2 separate regions of the Mus musculus genome follow, and region 1 is linked to region 2. The links are chromatin contacts, found by POLR2A ChIA-PET in ENCODE. All regions are on one chromosome and are shown on one strand. Each heading gives the region's core, a stretch centred on a gene start or an enhancer-like site at or near the end of the contact. The rest is flanking DNA. Distances are from core to core; before and after follow the strand shown.

Evidence for each region. ChIA-PET counts read pairs that join two places held with the same protein, here RNA polymerase II (POLR2A).
Region 1: POLR2A ChIA-PET joins it to region 2 with 11 read pairs in embryonic stem cell. The contact joins the promoter of Fblim1 here to the promoter of B330016D10Rik in region 2. POLR2A ChIA-PET finds 5 or more read pairs at or near these places in 4 of 5 experiments (Patski and embryonic stem cell).

The regions. Positions count from the first base shown.
Region 1 is chr4:141,598,550-141,601,249 of GRCm38, forward strand. Fblim1 (filamin binding LIM protein 1) reads right to left here and starts at 1,375. Exons shown (of 9, transcript NM_001163256.1): 1 at 1,299-1,375.
Region 2 is chr4:141,544,882-141,547,581 of GRCm38, forward strand. It overlaps B330016D10Rik (RIKEN cDNA B330016D10 gene), which reads left to right and starts at 1,281. Exons shown (of 1, transcript NR_030695.1): 1 at 1,281-2,700.

The DNA.
Region 1 (2,700 bases), core at 125-2,624, 54 kb after region 2:
TTCAAAGCCCTGTCAGGTCCCTTAAGGAGAGCCTGCTGGCGCTTCCCTTTGGTCCCACTAACCCTGAGTTCACCCAGGCGGGGGTGGGGTGGGGGTTGGGGGGAGCATTCTATGAAAACTTCCCAGCAGACCCTCCACCCCCATCCTTCCTCCCCCGGAGGGCAAATCAGACACCCAGATCCAGTTGGGTAAGCGGAGAAAGTGGGAACAAAGGGAAAGAAAGTCATTTCCTGTCAAGAGGAAGGAAGGAGGCTGAGAGCCGGCCAGCCAGCCAGCCAGGGCCGGCCTTAGGCTGCAGCCCCTGGGAGGGGATGTGCTGGCGGCCTCGATAACTCTTTGCCCGCACTCTAAAGCCACCTCCGAGTCATTTCTAAGCATTGCTCTTTCACACAGACCAATAAGCAATCTAAGTTGAGGACTAGAATTAAACTTTGCTGAAAGTGGAAGAGTGAATGTCCCCCCACTCACTCCCACAAGACACCTTGCGATCTCAGAAGGCTAAGGGCCTCTCTCATCCTCTTTCCTAGACCAGAGAAAGGAAGAGGCGCAGAAGTCAGATCTCCTCAGGCTACCGGTCTTTTGTACTGGGCGACCTTGACGCGGTCACTCAACCTCTCTGGGCTCGCTTTCTATTCATAAAGAGAATAGAAGTCTGCCCTGGAGGGTGGCTGGGGAGGCCAGCTGGTCGTTCAGCCCCAGGGGGGAAGAAGGAGCCCTGCGGCTGGAGGACAGTGATCTCCATTGTTAAAAGCTGGAATCTGGGCGCTGCCCAGCCTCTCCCCCTGGGACCTCAGGTCTGGCCTGGAGATGGGGGAGTAGTTGCACTCACTTTGGGGATCGCCCACTTCCACACCCCGCCAAGCCAGGCGAGGAGACCCCAGGACCCTCCTTTCCCTCTCCAGACTGGAGCTGGAAACAGGGTCCGGGAGGGGCAAAAGAACTCGGGAACTCTGCTCCCTGGCACAGCAGCAGAGCGGGACAGTTGGCCGGGTCACCGCAGTGACTATAATTCGATCCATATGCGGGACGCTATCCTCTTTGTGCGGGAGCCTCTGCCCTGCTCAACCCGTCCCAATCAAGAGCCAGGAGATGACCCCTGTGCCGTCCCCGCACAGCCTCCCAGAGTCCCCAATGGCTGAGATCCTGGGACACACAGGGACAAGACACAGTACCCGCCCCGAGCCCCCCAACCGCGCCGAGCTGGGTTCAGTACGGTGGCCGAGAGTTGCCCATGTGGCCACCTGAAGTTGACCCTGCCCGGGGAGCACAGCCAGGACCCCCACGCCGCACCCGCTTACCTGCCGCGCTCCCCACGCCCGGCCTCCGCCGGCGCTGCGCCTCCGCCCCTTGCTCCCGCCCCAGCCTCCCTCCGCCCGCCGCCCCGCGCGCGCCTTACCATAAAAGGTGACGCTCGGGGAGGGGGCGCTGGCTCGCCCTACCTGCCCCCCCACCTGTGGCCGCGCCCCCTCCCTTTGTTCCCACCACTCCTCCCCTTCCCTGTGGCTCCTCCTCCGCTGCCCACCCCCACGGTGCACCGGGGAGGGGCGGGGCGGGCTGGGGAGTGGGATCCTTAGCCAACCTCGCTCTAGGTCACCTGGATGAGAGGCTCCACCTGCCCCAATTGGTGGAGAGGGGTACTTGTAGCCAGACTGACTCTGAAATCCTTCAGGGTCATAAGTTAGGCTAGACGCATGACCTGGACTGTCAACCCCGTTTTCTTAAGCCTCAATCTTTAATTCCTAAAATGGGGTCCGCACAGCCCACCTCTGCAACGTGGCCTAGAGTTAAAGCGATAATGCTAACATATACTGGAGTTGCGGGGCTTATTCAAAGGATGCCTGGGGTAGGGTTTTCAGACACCCCAGCGAAGCAAGTCACCTGGATCTGCTGTCCTGGGCTGTCACTGCCTGTGTGAGCCTATGAATCCTTCTACAAGTGGGTCTCAGGTCCTGTAGTGGAAAGAGGCCCTTACAGGAGACAGGGGAAACAATCAGGTCACCTGTTTGCTTTCCGGCCCTGTTACTGGCCCCTGAAGAAGCAGAGCACAGGGCCCTGCGGCCTGGGTTGGGGCTGCTCTGGACAGCTCAGGTCCCTAGAGACCTGAAGACATTGCAGGGGAAAGGAATCTAGGTCTGATTCCCAGGCAAGCCGATTGTTCTTTCGATTAGAGGCACAATGGGGGACTGGGCAGGGGAGAGCTGGACCCAGAGTCATGGGGGGGGGGTAACTAGGAAGGATTAGGTCCCCTTCTGCAGCCCTCCTCGCCCCCCCCCCCCACATACAACAGCTCCTCGAGGTGGTCCTTGTATTGCTGCAGAAGAGAGGTGTCAGAGTGGGGTGTCTGGGTGCTCAGCTCCATCCTCCGCCTCCCCACTAAGCCCCACCCCCTTAATGGCCTCCCCAGTCTTTGCCATTAGATTTTTCCATTTGATTCTACCCGCCAGTGTGGAGTCACAACGACGACAGTAACTGCTGTTTCTAGAGACTTCCCTTGTGTCCCTTTCAAACCTTTCATCTAACCCTTCCAGACTCTACTCCAGGGCTGATAGGTCCCACCCCACAGACCAGACACTGAAGCCGGCGAGGACCGAGGCTTGTGCAATGGGCACTGGACAAGGCTAGATTCAAGCCAGACCGGAGAGTGCCCCTTAGGCACCCGGATCTGCTAGTCCCAGAGGCTGGATTGCTGCCACCATCCCC
Region 2 (2,700 bases), core at 31-2,530:
CCCAAAATTTTTTTTAATGTTTTAGGACACTTTAAAAAAACCAACTCAGTATTTGCTTTATTTTCCTACTGGTGGAAAAATGATTTGAAAGACCCTATTAAATATAATTTCTGTTCAGAGAAACGTGCGGCAGGGATTCTCCAAATTTACAGACTGTATGACTCAGTGTTCATTTGCAACCCGTGTATTACAGCTTTGCTAGAATTCTACCTCTAGCCTGGCTTTCCACACTAATGGTTCCGGGAGGAACCGGTCACCAGCTCATGGTTCCCACCGGGAAGGCGGATCCGGCTCCGCCCAGAGCCCGGGCGGGTGACCTCACAGAGGTCAAGGGCGCTCACACACCTGCAGGCCGCTCCGCCACCCCCACGCCACCCCACGCCGGGGAGCAGCAGGGCCAAGGGCAGCCTGGGGTCTCCCCGACGTGGGGCTGTCACAACCAGCGTGCTTTCTTCACGGAGACTCCTGGCTCACACTCCGCCCCACACTAATAACCCGAGAGGCAATTTCTCTGGCTGCCCTTCAAACTCTGGGTTCACATAGGTGGGCTCCATGACAAGTGGGGTTTTGGGTTTCTTAGTTTCCCCGCCCCCCACCCCCAGGAACCCACAGCCCTGACAGTCCTTTCCACTACACTTCTTGGGAAGTGCGATCGCGGTCACTGTGGTCACCGCGGCGCAAGCCCACGGCGAAGGGAACCCGAGCGGCCCGGCGAGCTCCGTCTGCACACGCGGCCCGCCAGCAAGGGCACCTTCGCCTCCGCTTTCCAGGCGAGAACAATGCGGCAGCCCAACACCCGGGGCCTGCAGGGTCTCCAGGTCCATCGGGAAACTCTCAAACGTGGATCGGGAGAGGGTGGGCAAGACGACCCCACTGCCTCGGCTTTGTCCGGCCTGCCTCCAAGCCGGAGGGACCCGTTTTCGAGACTGGGGGGGGGGGGAGGGGGGGTTGAGAAAGGAGGACAGGACAAGAAGGTCCTCAGATCCACTTCTCATCACACAGGCAACGCGGAAAAAAAAAAAAATGCACGGCGCCGAACTGCGCACGCGCGCGGCAAGGCCACCCATTTCTCTCCCTCCTCCCAGCCCCTCCAAGGAACGCGAGGTCGCCCGAGTGCGCTTGCGCTCGCCGCGGAGGGAAACGTTGGAGGGGGAGGCAACCTTTCCATTGTGAGAGAGCACCGCCCCCGCGGACCCGCGCGCGCCCGCGCCACTCTCACAGTCTCCCGGGCGCGCGCCTGGGCCGCGGCCCGCCGCCGCCAGGCGCATGCGCGGGGTGGGATGACAGTGAAGGGTGGAGAAGGCCGCGGAGCTCGCCGCCGCTGCTGGCCGAGCTACCCTGAGAAGTTTCTGGAAAGAGGGCTACAAAGGGAACCTGAGGGGATGAATGGAAAGCGAGCCATTTTCTGAGAGAAGACAGCGAAAAGTCCCAACAAAAAGTACACGGCCTTAGCCGAGCCCACGACCGACGACACACTCCCATCCAAGGAGGAAGCGTGGGGACAAGGGAGCGGACTGGGAGACGCGGAATGGCGGGGACATTGAAAAGATGGAGGCGCAGCCGCCGGGGCTTGGGAGTGGCAGGGAGGCGCTAGGTCAGGGGTCCCCGAACCCCGTCCTCCTTAGCTCCGCTCCCGTGTGCGCTCTGACCTGCCCGTCTACACTCGGGGGGCCCCCGGGGTTCACGGGGATGTGACGCGCACACGCGCGCGAGCTCATGGACAGCGTGGGAAGGAACCCCGGCCGCGCGCGGGGACAGCGTCCCCACGCCACGGCCCGCCCGGCTGCCATTTTGTAGCGCGGCCGCCATTTTGCGCGGCCCGGGGGCGGGGGAGGGGCTCGGGGCGCGGCCCCGCGGCTCGCGATGGGCGTGGCCGGCGGCGGGCGCGGCCCCGGCCCCCTTTGTTCTCCGCCTGGGGGTCGCGAGGCCCCTCGGGCTCTGCAGCCGCCGCCGGCGCCGCAGCAGCAGCAGCGTGTGAACCGGGAGAGGCAGCCCCAGGGCGTGCGGGATCCGGGAGCCCATCGGAAGCGGGGTGTGTCCCCCCGTGCGAGGGATGACATCCTGCGTGGGGAAACTTAAATCGCCGCCGTGGGAAGCGGCTTACGGGCGAACCGGGCTCGGCATCCTCCACCTCTGCAAACAAAGTCAAGTTCGGTCCCGAAAGCAACAAAGGTGCCGAAACTCCGCGGAACCTAGCACCAGGAGGCGGGGCTCGTGCAGCCCACGAGGTGGAGGAGCGCTGAGAGCTCGGCTTCCATTGGCTGGCCCTCGGAGCACAAGGCTTTCAGGGCCCATTCTCCCTGACCCAGAAGCCTGAACAATAAATATGCTGTGATGGCTTTCTTCTGTCGATTTAACTTCCACTTATTTTCAAAAAGCTATGAGTTTATTAAAAATAAATAATAAAATACGTGCCTGACATCCATCGCCCTTTCACTTTCCGAAAAAGCAAATGTCTTCTTGAGGAATATTTAAAAATGCGAATCTTAGTTGTGTGTAATGCTGAAAATTCTGGCACTATTTCGCAAACCCAGAAAACTTGAAAAACGCTGCTAAATTTGACTTCCAGCTTTTGTGCAGTTTTCTTCCCCCTAATGGTTGACGTGGTTTTTCTTCACAAAAGCCTGGTATCATAAAGGAACCAGCCCGTCCTGACTCATCTATTTGTGTCTTGGCTACAGTAAACCTCTTTTTTTGTCT